2 separate regions of the Mus musculus genome follow, and region 2 is linked to region 1. Evidence: chromatin loops called from intact Hi-C (ENCODE). Cell type or tissue: heart. All regions are shown on one strand.

Evidence for each region. A loop is a pair of places that touch in the nucleus more often than their neighbours do. Peaks named below come from ENCODE experiments on the same cell type or tissue, not always from the same donor. Only the 100,000 strongest peaks of a DNase experiment are listed, where the experiment ranks them.
Region 2: it touches region 1 in a loop (10-fold over the local background); 9 of 42 quality-filtered maps call a loop at or near these places.

Annotation. Positions count from the first base shown.
Region 1 is chr9:124,277,286-124,285,285 of GRCm38, forward strand. Gm39469 reads right to left here and starts at 6,132. Exons shown (of 5, transcript XM_011249869.2): 1 at 4,790-6,132. The coding sequence starts at 4,792. In heart, no CTCF peak of the experiment used is centred here; a DNase peak (open chromatin) is centred at 4,976; H3K4me3 peaks cover 2,032 bases; H3K27ac peaks cover 1,844 bases.
Region 2 is chr9:124,425,009-124,433,008 of GRCm38, forward strand. It overlaps Gm20783, which reads right to left. Exons shown (of 5, transcript XM_030244774.1): 2 at 7,616-8,000; 3 at 6,054-6,278; 4 at 5,138-5,261; 5 at 1-3,972. The coding sequence ends at 3,068. Among named protein-coding and RNA genes, the nearest start is that of Gm20783, 5.1 kb to the right of the region's middle. In heart, no CTCF peak of the experiment used is centred here; DNase peaks (open chromatin) are centred at 253 and 783; H3K4me3 peaks cover 1,482 bases; H3K27ac peaks cover 1,225 bases.

The DNA.
Region 1 (8,000 bases):
GTCCCCTTTCTATAGATTTGTACATTATTCCCATCATTTTCAGCTTCAGACACTTAGTATAGTTTGCTAAATGAATACTTATGTAGAATATCTTTACCCATTTATATAACTCTAAACAACACCATTAAAGAGATGTTTAAAAAAAAAAAAGAAAAAAGGATGTTGGGCATGTTAAATTTGCAATGTAGATTCAAAACAATCTAAAGAAAACTCCTAAAAATATATAACATGAAATCAGATTCCAGAGCTATTTACCATGTGAAAAATCCCTCAGATTTGTCAATAGGATTATGAAGAATAGTTCACATTTTGGCACAATGTGAATTCCATCCATACTTATCACAGAACTACAACAACCAAAAAGTTTACAATATTTGTGAAACAGTAAGGGGATGCAGAAAAAAAGCCAAGAACATAAGCCCCAAATTATAGGCAAGTTTTACTCGAAAGATCCAAGGAAACTCAGGCAGGAAAAATGTAAACTTGACCAATATTATCTATGATTGAATGTGTAAACAAATTAAATAAACACAGACTTTACAACTCCCACAAAATAACTCAAAGTGACCCCTAAAACTGTTAAAATTTCTGACCCTCCAGCCACTATTGACCCCATGTGAGGCCCTATGCTCTACAGGTCTCTCTGCATGGAGGTGATCAGAAAGGTGGGCTTTGGCTCAGCAGCGCCCCATGTCTCCTTGTGATCTCACTCAAACCCTGCCCCACTGAGCTCAAACACAATTCAATGTTGAAGAATTAATTTAATGTATGCTTCCTGCCACATGGATTATGGCACATGATGTCGAATCTGCACTACCTACCTGCACACTTGATACACCTCTGCATCTTAGGAACTCCTTTAGAACCCTGGAACTGAATTTCCATGAATCACGCCATTGTGACTGGTGATAGTGAAGGATGATCATCACTTCCTCTCTTCCAGTTTCTAAACTATTTGTAAACTCTATCATAGAAAACTGAATTTGCAATGCAATGTTCAGAACTTTTAGAAAACAGACCTTCAGTTTTGAAACCTATCTTTGCACTGCACACCAAAAGCAAGGCTTGTGTTTGCACACTGAGCAGTGATATTATAAGCAACACTATGGCAAGAACTGTAGGGCCTCCTCTCCTTTGCTCCCCCAGGGATTCCATACTCAGGCAGGCTCAGAGGCTAAGACCCTCTGTCTGGGTCACCACATATACTAATAGAACCACACTCTGGTTCACAGTCCATTCAAGTCCAATCAGATTGGGCACTGATAGATTAGTTGACCTGCTCTTCCCAGTGGCTGCCGCAATCATCATGGCATGGCTTGTGGCCTCTCTCACAGCTCTCTGATGAACTGTATCAGAGAAGAATATGGAGCTAACTCCCACTGGTGCTCCTCCTGATTGCTAGCTTGCCCAGAGCCCCTCATTAGCTTTGACCACCCAGCTGGGCCTCAGGACAGTAGCAGCTGCCTTATTGGTAGATTAGAGATTAAATGATTCGGACAGCACAGGCCTTCCTGGTTCTGCTCTTTCAGCCTAGGGGCAGACAGGGCCCAAATATGGTAAATTTGGGTTTTAGTAGAGTCTTTCACTCTCCCAGGGTACCTGTTCATCCTCCAAGGTCCTTTGGATGTGCATTCCATCACACATTCAATGTTCAGTGCAGTCATCCCTTTGCTTCACAGCTCAGAAGTCCTACAGCCAAATTCCAGTCACACTCAAACAGAAACAACAACTGAAGCAAAAGGTGGCTATGAAGTTGAAATCAAGGAACAGTAAATGGGAGGTGAATGAAAAAAAAGAAACAAAAAAAGGAAAGGACATGGCTGCTCCTAGGTATGGTGGAGTAGAATGTTTATTATCGATAAAAGGGAGAGCATAGCCAGGGCAGGGGCATCTGGGAGAGTCCAGAATAGACCTGACCGTGAGCCTTCTGAAGAAAGGGTGAAAGGGAGAAGGGGGAGCCAGACTAAGAGGCCAGGAAGGTACACAACAGACGAAAAAGACCAGGTACCCAAAATGGTTGAATTACATAAGGAAGGGCAACTAGGAGAAGGGGCACCCCAATCCCTAAGCTAGAGGGTGGGTATGTCAGCCATACCCTGTGACAGGTAGGGAGGGAGGGATGCTGGGAGAACTTGACAGCCAGGTCCACAGCATTAATAAGATACTGTTTGACTGTGACTTCCTTGTTCTATATTACCTGCTGAGACCTGTAACCTGACACACATAGCCACAGCCAAAGGCCTGGTGTCTCAACCCTCTGCACTCACTTAACTATGTCAACAAAGACCGTACGTATCTCCATAGGACAGTCCCCTAATTGGAATTCAATATTCATTGGCTCAACACAATACTCTCCAAATTGTACACCCACCAATCTGGTATGTTTTCATTTATATCCATGAATTAATACATGCTTCGAAATTACAAAAGCACCACCCTGTCTGAATCGGGTCTTTCTTCACAAAGGAAGGGGACCCCTGCAGATGACTCCCTTAAACTTCAGTCAGTGATTCAGCTATTGCTCACCCTGTTTTATCCTGTAGTGCACACAGTAAACTGTCCCTCCTGTTCTGATCTGAACGCAGAAGCCATGCTCCAAATGCAAACGTTTTTTCCTGTTGCTGCAGTGGACAGTTAATTACATGACTCAAATGAATCAGTTTAAAACTCTGTTGTGATATATTCCTCTTATTTAAGGATTTAGAAAGTTTAATCAAGAGGAAAACAAGGGCATTCTTTGCCTTGGAGAGCAAGAGATTGGGATCAAGCTGACAACACAGCTTATCTCAGAAACATTTTCCTGAAACTGTGAAGGTGCAGCTGTTCTATAATAAATATGTCTTCCCAGGGAGAAATCGCTCTACACAAAAGGAAGGGCAACTAGGAGAAGGGCACCCCAATCCCTAAGCCAGGGGGTGGGTATGTCAGCCATACATTAAAAGATTAATTGAAAAACAAAACAAAACAAAACAACCTCTTTAATAATAGCTTGTATTCAATTCTGGTTTGTAGCGATATTTTAAATAATTCTGGAATTTTGGCTTCTTTAAAAAACACAGAAATATAATGATAAGAATGTGCCAATGTTGTCATTTTAATCCCAGGTGTGGGATGTGAGGCAGCTTCTGACTGTCTGCAGCCACTAACCATGATTTGCCTCATGCTCTAGCAGAAACATGATTTTCGCAGCTACAGATTTCTGTGTTGCTGTGACATCTGGAATTCTGGGAACTTTCTGGAGGGTACATAAATTTGAGGATTGACAGGCAGGGTGGAGGGTTGTTGGGGGTTTTAGGAAGGTCAGTTGTAGCTTGTTAGTAGCTGTGGTCAAAGAAGAAATAAAAGGAAATGTTGGGAGTCATCTGCTATTTCTAAAAGCAGAGCAAAAGTTTGCCCCTGCTTCTCTGAAGCAGAGAAGTGGGGGTGGGGCGTGGGGGAGAGGCAGAAAGGCAGAGAGACAGAAAGATGAGACCTGCCTGCCAGGCTGATGGGTCAGGGTTTGTTGGCAGATTTCCCAGCCTGCTGAGGCATGGAACTTTAAGAAGATGTAAAACTGAGGCTCCAGGTCTTGCACAAACTATTTCTTATGCTAAGTAAGCCTCTTAAGAAGAATAACATCTTGTATACTACTTATGTGGGAAAAATGGAAGGAAACATATGAAGAAACTATGAAGTCAGCACAAACATCATAAAATAGGACACACTCAGGAGTCTAATCAAACAGTGCTGCACAAGGGGAACTCAGTATATCTCACAAACATTATTGACCAAGCCTGTAGTGGCCTTGGGACTGATAACCAAAACCCCATATTGTGGGAAGAGTTGTGTTCTCAGAATCTGAAGCAACCTCTTCCAAAGGCCTGGTCCCAGACCATTACCAGCTCTCCCAAGCACATTCCAGATTTTAGAGAAGGAGCTCTGTTTTATCTCTATACCTCAAGGCCTCAGGGAAAGCTACCAGGGCCTAAGGCCCAGACTAGCACTGAACACAACCTTGGTTTTTTTGTTTTTTTGTTTTTTTTCCTTTTCAAATGGTTGTCACCAGGTGTCATCTTGCCCATGTGGCAGAATTATGCTTTTCTCAAGAAGAAAACCAAAACATGCCACATCCACGCCTTACTGTTGATTGTGATCCTGTAATGCTCCATTGGTTAGCTTGTTAGAGGCCTGCTCTTTTATATGGGGATTGGCCTAGTGGCTGGTTGTAAATCAGGGTTGTTTCCTTTATTATGGTTTAGAGCCATATTTCTGGACAATCCTGGTGAACAAGCACATGTATCCTAATCTCTAACTGCCCTGGTTAGCATATTACTTATCTGTGGGGTGTTTTACAGGCAGTCCTCCCTAGGCTAAATTCCACTTAGTGTGACTCACGATCTCCTAAGCATTAGTAAATCCTTTACATCATCAATCCTGCACTTTTACATCACAGCTTGATTCTGGATTGCTACCCAACATATGAAATGCCTTTTACAGCCTCCACAAAATTAACTCCAAAGGGATCAAACACCTTAAGGTTAAATGCTAAAAACAGAAATTGTAGAAACTAGAACTCTCTGGATTTGGCATCAGGCCAAGGATGTTTCTACACACAAGCCTCTTTTCCAAATGCTCTGCGCAAATGCAGCCCCCACAGTGAAGTTATTCAGTGGCTAGCGCTAGGTCCAGCGAGCCGCTAGGACCGCAAGGTCCTCACAGGTGGCCGCTGGTTCCCACCCCGCCCTTCACAGCAGCTCCCGCTGCTCAGCTCCCCGCTATTCCCAGTTGTTGTCAGTGACCCTGTGCTCACCATGTCTCAACTTCGGAGCTTGCCTGAGCGCACTTCACAGCATCAAGTGGCAAGACAGAGAGCACATCACAGAAAAACGTTAAAGCCAGCTTGCTACTTAGCGGAACCTGCCACAAGGCATCCGGAAGAACCCTCCTCTTCTTCTGACTGGCAGGTCCGTCTCAAGGCTCTGATTGGCCAGTGGTCTTGAGTGACTTGAGCACCTTCCCTAGGGTTAGACTGAGTTTAAGGGACCCGGTGGAGGTGGAGAGACGTTCTCAGCCGCGGCTTCCAGTCCAGGGCAAGACCTTTTCAAGATCTGCAGGAATTTGCATTCCAGTAGCACTAGTTTGGGTCCTCCAGTACCCTACCCATCTGTCTCCCAACTTAGCCCCCGGGAGGACGCCACCTACCTCTCCAGCATTCCACCTACCACTGCTCAGCCGCCCGCTCCTCCTCTTTGTGGGCAGTGAACCCCAGGTCTTGACCAGCCAGAGCTCCCCTCACAGCACTTCTTACTCCCTCAATCAAGGTAAATAGCTTGCCTAGCCCATTATTCAACTTGCAGTGGAGTTGTCAATCAGTCCCACAAGTGGAAGGGTGCCCAGGATATTAACAAAGAGAGATTTTGGGGAACAAGATTTTTGTTTTGTGGCTGGGCCAAGCAGACCTGGGACAAGCAGCTGATGTGTATATTTAACACAGGAAAGCTGACCTAGCTTCCAGGTTCTCACAGCACTCCTGAGTCCCCACCTGTTATGGGGCATGGCTGGCATACTCCGCCTTGACCCTGAACTTTCCAGTCCAGGGGCTGGGCTTTCCCCGCCCAGAAGCTCTTCCTATATAATCCAGACATTTTGTGCTCTATGTCTCTTCGTTTCTCTGTCTCTGTGTCTCTCCCTCTCCCTTGCTCCCTCCTTCTTTTTCCTCTCCCTCCCTCTTCCTCCTCCCTCACTCCCCTCTACCCCCTCATTTTTGTCTCCCAGTTTGCTTGATCTTTCTCTTTCTCCTTACCACCCTCCTCATTCTACCCACCCATAGCAACTTCTCTGACCTCCTTGGAAACTAGTGAATCCTCTGGTTCCTTGGGATCTGTGAACCCACCAGAGAGCTGCCCCCAGTAAACCCGAAAATACTCTGATCTGGCTTGGGTAGAGTACTTCATACTGGATTTAGGTAAACTGCCCCTAGTATTCACCTGATAGGTATGAGAACCCTGGGAGAAAAAAAGTGAACAGAACAAAACCTGTGGAGCACTATTGTTAGCCAGCACATCTTCCTCAGTGGGAAGTGAACACACATCCACACACAGCGTTGTATTAGTAAAGGTTCTCTAGATGAACACAGACCTGATAGGCTGAACCCATGTGTATAGAAAGTGGATTTATTTGAATATTTCACATTAGAATAGGTTGTGGTGCAACTAGATCAACAATGGCCATTTAATAGTGGTTCAGTTCATGTTGTTGTATGTCTCAGCTGGTCTTCAATTTATACCAGAATTCTGAAGTAAGTTCTAATGCCAATAAAATATGAACTTGTTAGCCAGAGGTAGGGAAAGCAGACAAGGAGAAAGAGCTATTATCTTAAATGTCCCCTATATATGTAGGCTACTATGAGAAGATGTGGCCTAGATCTTATCACCTCAAGAGAGCCAGATTAAAGGTTTTTTCCATTCCAAAAGCCATAATTAAGAAAAATCTTCCACAGGTACCCAACTCTTTGAATTTTAGTTAATTTCAGATGTAGTCAAGACAGAAGAGTTGAGAAATATTTTTCCCCCTGTGGCAGGCAAGGAAAGCATGGGAGTCCTTTCCAAAGCAATAATTTTCTTCAACAAAGGAAGTATTTAGAATTTTACTTATGGAGTCTGTATATATTCACATATAGGATTTCCTACTCTTAAGCATGCCAAGTTAAATCCTTTTCTGAATATAGTCACAATGTAGAAGCAGAGATATTTAAGGGAATTCTTAGCTTAGAGTCATGCAGAAATATATGTAAATTATTAAAAAATGATGGACAGAAATGCCTCTGGAATGTTCACCTTATACTACAAGGTCTTAGCTGAAAACCAAGTAAATAACACTGTGAAAGTAGATGGCTCAGAAGTCAATGCTACCTGTTAATCATGATGTACAATCTAACAGATGCATCAATGGATTCTCACATATACAAATGACAGAGAACACAAATCATAAAACTTCAAGGAAAATTCATCTATCAGTACTGTGGGCACTGTGCTTAGAGAAACAGATTTGCTGAACTATTCTAACCTTAGAATAAAGCTCCTTTTGCCTCTAAGCAGGTTAGCTTAGAGGGAAACCACAGCTGTTTCCATTCAGGATCAGAGGAGCTAATTTTAACTAGCCCTGACTGCTATCTGACTCAGACTTGTGACATCATTGTATATAATTTTTTATTTTTTAAAATTTTATTTCTAATGCATATGTGTATTTGCCTGCATGTGGCTGCATGCAGTGCCAACAGAAGTCAGGAGATGCCTGGGACTGGAGTCATAGGAAATTGTTAGCTTCCATGTGGCTTCTGGGAAAGGAACTTGTGTCCTCTGTAGCAACACCCATTGCTCATAATACATAAGCTATTGCTCTTTCCTATTTTAACATGAAATTTCTTTTTATGCATTTTAATTAAAACATATTACACCATTTTCTCTTTTCCTTGTCCTCACTCCATCCCTTCCTACATTCTACCCAGCCAATTTCTTCCTTGTTAAGTATTTGTGAATAAGTATGCTCAAATATATGAAAAAAAACCTTGCTGAATCAATTTCTGTTGGTTGTGTCTAAATGGTTTCAGAACTAACCATGTTGTGTAGGATAATCAAATAGGGATCTCCTCTTTGCCTTATGCTAATTCTCCCACTTTCAGGAGAGTTCCACTCTTTAATGAGCAAGACAATGTTGAGGGCACAAAAGTGTTTTTATCCACAGATCACTAGGAAAACCAGGGATGTTAAGCACACAGGGTTCTCTTCTCAATGAAAAAATACCTGCATTCTTTCTAAAAGGCTGAGAGTGGAATTTGTTAATGACCATGGGATCTCTGCTATCTGTGGAGGCAGACCTCACCTACCTTTTACTATAGAGGCAGACATAACCCAAATTCTTAGAATAATGATTCTCATAGTCTTTCTTCCTTAGACTATTACCCACCTTTGAGGAAATGACACATGTACTTTATGGCCAGATGACCTCTATGCTATTGGTAA
Region 2 (8,000 bases), 150 kb after region 1:
GCTCCGCCCCTTTTGGTCAGGAATTGATGTCTTGAAACATTGGCATAGCATTTGCATTTCATTTGAATATTCATTACCACATTTGCATGCAGACAAGCCAAAGATTTGTGAGTTTATGAATTATTAAAAAACAGGAAGTGACCTCAGCCTGAGGTCCAGACAGGAAGTAGCCCCACCACGAGTTCTAGACAGGAAGTGATCCCGGGGTCACATGGTAGAGGCTGTAGCCCACCATGAACTTGGCCCCGCCCACCTACACCATGCCTCCGCCTCCCGGTTAATTTGCATATTCTAGAGTGGAGAAAGCACAGAGCATGGGGGGGGTGGTGGCGAGGGGGGTGGGAGAAGAGCATATGCAAAACTTCAATGAATATGCAAATGATACGCGATCCGTTCGCCGTTCGGAGGGCGGGGCCCTCATTTGCATATTTATGAGAGGAACCGAATGCTGTGGTGTAATTATTGCTTCGGCCGGTCCGGTCCGAGCCGAGCCGGTCCGAGCCGAGGCCGCCCAGGCCGCTCGGAGCTGAAAACCGGAACCCGGTGGTGGTGGGGGAGGGGCGAGAGGAAGGGGGAGGGATATAGGCGACGGGGGCGGGGCGATAGGGCAGGGCCAACGCAATAAATGGACGAGGTGACGTCACCAACACGGGCGTGTCCCGGCTTCCGTTTCCGGTCAATCACCCGGATTGGGGCGCCGTATAGGGGCGCGACCACATTGACATCACCGCTTTCTTCCTGCCAGGGTGGGCGTGGCCACCGTCCTCCGCTGTTTGTCAGTCATTAGCACTTGCGGTTATTCCCCTGCCTCACCTCTGTCAGTCCGGGACGCGGGGCGGGTGGCGTAATGTCCCTGTGACGTCACACACGACTCCGCTGCTGCTCAGGTCCTGTTCCGGGTCGAGCGGGCCGGGGCGGCGTCAGGGGTTCCGCGAGGAAGGGGCCCGTGCGCACTGGATGTCATCCCCTGGCCTCAGGGTTTACTCGCGGGCTCGAGGTCTCGGGGCCGGTGGAGGGGAGGCGGCGGGGGTGGAGGATTTTACTCACAAGCAACCCCCGGACGCGCACCTCATATGATTATCAGTCCTTTTTGTGTCTTAATGATACTGTTTTGTTGAAGTCATCCAATACCTCTGACACTTTTCCACAAAGATTTCTGAACCCCGAGTGCTGCTTTTGTTTTATATAAACTGGTAGAAAGAAGATTGTCCTGAAGACAAACCTTACTTATGTCATCAGTATGGAAAATTTGTGCTGGTCCCCAGCTAGAAGCTTTACCTCTAATGTCTAGAATTCAAGTTGCTAGAAGGTACCCTACATGGGTACCAGAAGAAAGGCTAAAGGGAATACAGATTAATGTATCTTCTTACAAAATTGTCCCTCATCCAAGCCAAAAAGAAATGTGAAGAGGTGGTAGGAAAGATCTTGAGAGTCAAAAGATGAGGAAGTTGGCTGGAAACACAAATATTCTAGAAAGGGAATGGGTAGACCAAAATGTCTTATGAATATGACTCCAAAAATACAATCAGAGGAAGGATCACTATACTATGCATGCTAGTATGGAAGGAAGAAAGGTCACAAAGCTTCTAGCCCTCACAGTCATTTACAGGAAACTTTAAATATGGGAATGGGACAGGTTGGCATTGCAAGAGAAAGGAACAAAGATTAGCCATGTAGTACCAAGTAATCAGACACCAGAACATAAAAGTATGCAATTTTACATGGTCTCTACAGTTTATATTTCAAAATGTATATACAAATACATATATGCATTCAGTAACAATGATATATGGGGCCATGTGATGGCTGAGAAGGACAGTGCCATGCATTATATGTGCATTATAGGAGTATAGGGTTACAAATGGTGTGTTGGAATCAAGAAATATAAAGAAAAAAGCAATTAAAATAAACTCTCAAAAATAAGCTACCATATAACAGTTAAAGCAACAAACAATACTCTGAGGGAAAAAAATCACTGACTTTCATGAACTGATATTCAGAAATAGTAAAGTGTATGTGTTTGTATCTGTGTCGTTATGTGTGTGATATTAAACTGAATTATCTTTAGTTACTAATATTTTAACAAAATTTATAATGAGATCCTTCATCTAGAGTGGTATATGATCACAAACTTCACTGACCTAATTGTGATAAAGGTATTTGTATTGCATTATTTCCACTACCGATTTTTCTCACAGAATAAAACACATATTTCATAATGAAATGGTGTGTTTTCATATAAGGTTCAAGAGCCTTATACAGTAGTCACAAACTGAACCCCATGATCCTTTTCATATACTGTACTCTTATTATATTATCTGATATTTTGAATAAGTTCATAGAACATTGTAAAATTTTCCAATACTCCAGGCCTCTGTGATGGCCACCACCAATATACAATGTTGTAACTCTGCTCCACAATCTAATAACATTCCATCTTGTTTCTCTTTTCAAATCAATAACTTTGCTGAATCAGTAATCTATGATATTCCAAATCCCAACCAATGTAATTTACCAATTTGCTGATGTCTTAGTTTCTGTTGCTGTAAGAAAATACCACAGTCAAAAGGGATATATGAAAAAGTGCTATTTCCCTATGCACCTTGTTCACAGTTAAGTGAAAGAAGCCAAGACAAGAACATGGATGCAGGAACTCAATGAAAGTCCATGGAATAATGCTGATTACTGGCTTCATGTCCATCCTATCTAGTCTTCTTTCTTATAACTCCTAGAACAACTGGCTTAGAGGTGACACTGTCTACAGTCAGTAGGGTCATCTTATATTAATCATTAATTAGGTACATGGCTTACACACAAACTACAGGTCAAAATGATGGTAGCCATTACTCAATTGAGATTTCTGGTTCTCAACATCTTCAGGTTTGTGTATTTATGAATGAAGCCATTTCCACCAAACTTTAGGAATTGGCATAACAATGGACAGTGATGTCCTGTTTGTAACTTCAAATTTGTATATTACTTAAAATTTTTTATGATTAAGTACTACTTTTGTTAAGACAAAAGAAATATGTTGAATATCTCCAAAAAATTTCATACTATGAAAGTTTCAATAAAGCAATTTATCTTTGTACTTCTGTATAAAATTTGAGTCTGGTCTAACTAAAATAACACAACATTTTGGGACAAAGATGCACCCTAGCAAGCCTGCACTAGAAGCCAAGATGGAGAAAACCTCCACAACCACCATGACTGTTCCCCTGGTGCTGTGGTAGACAGGGAGGAAGGTGATCCAGACACTGCAGAACACCAGCATGCTGAAAGTTAGGAACTTGGCTTCATTGAATCTGTCAGGAAGGTTCCTAGCCAGGAAAGCCATAGTGAAGCTCCCCAGAGCTAAGGAGCCCAAATACCCCAGGACAACGTGGAAGGCAATGACAGAGCCTTTGTTGCAAAGAATGACAATCTTCCCATGTTCAGACTTTATATCTCTTTCAATAAAGGGAGGAGATGTTACCAACCAGATTCCACAGAGAATAAGTTGGATTAAGGTACAAATGGGAATGACCAACTTAGGTGCCCCTGTCATCATGACCCCCCTCATCCTTCTTCCTGGAGTAGTGAGCTTGAAAGCCATGACCACGGTTATTGTTTTGGCCAACACTGTAGAAATAGCCACGGTGAAAAATACTCCAAATGTGGTCTGCTGCAGGATGCAGCTGACCTGGTTGGGATGTCCAATGAAGAGCAATGAGCAGAGAAAGCAGAAGACTAGAGCAATGAGCAGGATGTAGCTGAGAATGCGGTTATTGGCCTTCACAATGGGAGTATCCTTGTACTTCACAAAAGTGACTAGTACTAGAATTGTGATGGCTGAGAAGGACAGGGCCATGCAGCCTAGAGCCATCCCCAATGGATCTTCATAAGCCAGGAATGACACAGCTCTTGGGAGGCAGTGGGTTTTCTCTATGTTGGCATACTTATCATCTGGACAGCTCACACATTTCTCCATATCTGCTGGCAAACAACAAGAAGTCCTCATAAGATAGCATCATTATGTACTTAACAATTGAGTATTTGTTTTATTCTGAAGATTCCTCAATAAATATTTTGGTGATGAGCATCTATTCCATTCCTTATTGCTGTAGGTAGCATTGACTTAAGGGTTCTCTGTGTTAACCTATGCATTGTGATGGAACAAAACACCATGAAGAATGCAGGAGGAAAAATATACTTATTAAACAAAAAGAAAGAAAAATGTTTTATTTTTCAGTGCATTATGAATAGTAATATGAATCAACTCAGATTATTTAATACCTCAAACCTTAAGTTGACTGCTCACATACTTGTGCAATATGCAGACTTAGTTCTCAAATCTAGTTGATAAAATACATCATGCATTTTGTTGGCTTTGAGGGTTGTGCCCTTTGTCAGTATCTTCGCATAGGCACAAGAACATCCAATTTCTCATGCAAATGCTGTTTGCATAAAGAATATGAAGCTATATGCCTCATAGGCCTATGCAGGTCACCCTCACTGTGATAAGATCTCTTTCTTCACAACTACACAATCCAACCTAGATGGTATGAAGATTATGCATAATCACAAGCATCCTCATTCCTTAGCTAAGATGTGATTGTTGATAAATGTCCCATCTCTGGGTGCACTCTAGAAATCTTCACTAATGTTCTAATTCTTTGACAGCAATGCTTCTTCCTTTATGCCATGTGAGTTCTTAAAAATGTTTCATTAAAGAACATCTATTTCCCTGAGCTTCTGGTCTTTGTCAGGACCAAGTTGGATGGTGAGAAGGAAAAATTGTAGACTGATCATGTTGGGAAGTTACTTTGTAAAAAAAAAATCAACAAAGATGAAACAAATACATAGATTAAACCTATTTTTTTTTTGTTTTAAAAGTGTTTACAGATGTTTGTCTCCCTAAATGTTTCCTGCAAAATATAAAATAAGTAACTACATGTTGTCAGAGAACATAGTTGTTTGTAGAAGATATTGCAAGTTATATGCAGGGTGAAAAAATGTTGATACTATTCAAATAATTAAATTCTAAAACACAGAACTTTTAGGTCGTTAGTTTCCATCTAGGTCATCTCACATTCCTAGTTTTGAGAGGGAAGATACTCAAATTCAGCAAATTTCTTTTCTGCATGCAAACATATACCTGTCTCGTTGGAAACCTCATTTTCTGGGCACTGGGCACAATCAAAACAGCAGTCTGCAGTTTCTTTCTGATGAATTTTTCTGAATCCAGCAGTGCATGTTACACTACACATGGAGGAGGGAACCTGGGAATATATGTATATGTATATGTATATGTATATGTATATGTGTGTGTGTGTGTAACATGTGTAATTACATATATGTGCATATATGACACAACAGATGTGGATATATATTTCTGTGCTAACAGGCATCACTTATCAATTTCAGGTACTTTATCATTTTGTATATGCCTGCAATGCCCTGAAAGTCACTCAATATTGACTACTTCATGGTTATTATGTGTGTAACATCTGGGTTGTAGTGATTTGAGAAATTTCTTTCTCAAACTGACTAAATCCAAAAGGGATATTTATGTGGCTTCACTTTTTCTCACATTGTTTATAAATAAAAAAATAAGGATACTGAATTGAGTGGTGAGAGAAGTCATGGTAGATCGAAGAGTTGTTTGGTGATTATGAAAAACACATGCTATGTAAACCTCATAGAATTAATAAAGTTTTTCCAAGGTTAAAATAGAAGCTTTTTGACAAATATTCAGTTAATTAGTATAAGCTGTACTTCTTTAGGAAATAAACATGTTCACACAGTATGACATAAATTCACTGTTTGTATGTATATATTTTGTAAATGTGTTTCTGTATTGTGGGTTAAATAGGCGTGTGGGTGCCATTGAACATGGAATCCAGAGACCAAGATTTATAGAAAGCTGTGAGTTATCAAATGTTGATCCTGGTAATTGAGGATGGGTCCCTTTTAAAACAGCAACTGGTCTTAAAGACAGAGATATCACTTCAGCCCCTCATATTTTAAATTTTAGGTTATACTGAAAAGGATGTAAATTGTGGTATACCCACTGATATTCCTCCTGTGGCCCACTCGAAGTCTTCAGACATATGAATGTGTTGGCTATGTGGGAAACAAGGAAAATAACTTCCTAGTTTCACTTTTAATCCAAGGCCTTGTGGAAAATTCCAAATTTTGTAAATATCATACTCAGCACACTGATTTTCCCTATGCTTCATGTTCACCAGTTCTCCAAGGGGATTAGTAAAGACCATGGTCTTCAGCAAGGAAGCCACCTAAGTGAGATTCATCATTAGATGATTACATATGCATATCAATTAAGACAATGTCAAATAAGAATGTCACCTAATTTTTCTAATGGCTTCTAGAATACACAGCTGTACTAAAGTTATCCTAGGTAGTAAAATGCAATGGGTAATTAATACTTAATATAATTTCTATTAATGTTCTATGAAAAAAAGTGCTACAATAAATGCTTACCAAATAGAATGTTGTTGTATGTATTGGTGTTCTTTTGTGTATCTGTGTGTGTCCACATATTTGTCAAAATAACTTTTGAAAATGTAGCCATGAGAGGCCCATTGGACTTGCAAACTTTATATGCCCCAGTACAGGGGAACACCAGGGCCAAAAAGGGGGAGTGGGTGGGCAGGGGAGTGGGGGTGGGTGGATATGGGGGACTTTTGGTATAGCATTCGAAATGTAAATGAGCTAAATACCTAATAAAAAATGGAAAAAAAAAAAGAAAATGTAGCCATGTATGTGAAAATGAGTGGGAAGTCTGAATACTTGTAAGTTGTGGAAACTAAGAGTGGTAGTGTGTCATTCATGTACACACAGTATACATACATGAAACAAGCATAAACTTAATGAAATATGCAATCTTCATCATTTATGTTTTTATAAACGTTACTTGAAATTAGTAACTATTAGTCTCAGCACATATACCATGTTTTGAGAAAATTGCTCTTGAGAAATTATTCTAATCTAGACCTCATTTAAGCCTCTTATGAGAGCACTCTTGGCTCCTATTACAAATATTCAACTCATTTGGTAAAATCTTTAGACACATTTTCATGAAACTCACTGATAATGATACAAAAATATTGTCTCTTAGTAAATGTTATCCTTGTGCATGATTATATATATATATATATATATATATATATATATCAATATATCAACAGGATTAGTAAAGACTGTGGCCTTCAGCAAGGAAGCCACCTAAGTGAGATGCATCATTAGATGATTACATATGCATATTAATTAAGGCAATGTAAAGTAAGAATATACCATATTTCTAATGGCTTCTAGAATGCAAAGCTGTACTAAAGTTATCCTATGTAAGAAAATGCAATATAACTTATGGGTAATTAATACTCTCTCTCTCTCTCTCTCTCTCTCTCTCTCTCTCTATATATATATATATATATATATATATATATAAAGTATTCCATATATATATGGAAAGGATTCTTTAGGGATTTTTGTAGTGTAGAAATCTTCCTACTAAGAGAAGAATAATCTCTAACAAATGTATGTTAGTTTCTCAGGGGCCATTTAAAAGAACACATTGATAAATCTAAGCATAATGAAATGTAAGAAATTGTACCTTCTGACAGTCAAAGAATAATCCTCTGGGTTCTGCCATTTCTGGAGACTCTACGTGTTGAAGAATGAGCTCATGGTAGGTGTGGGCCACAGCATACACAGCATTATACAAATTGTAACCTTCTTCACTCAGCACCATGTCAAATTTGTGCTTTGCTAACCATTCCAAAGTGTTGTTGAATGTAAAATGATCCATTTTGCTAATGCTATTCTTAGAGATTGAACAATTAAAATAGTTCCACTTTAGTATAGTATGAGAAATATCTACTGGGTATTTGTTAGTGTTAATTGTTTGCATAAAATTTCTAAATTTAGCAATCCTGTCATTGTGGTGTACAAAAATGACAGTCCCATGGAAGAAATCAAGGCTGAAATCTTTTTTATTT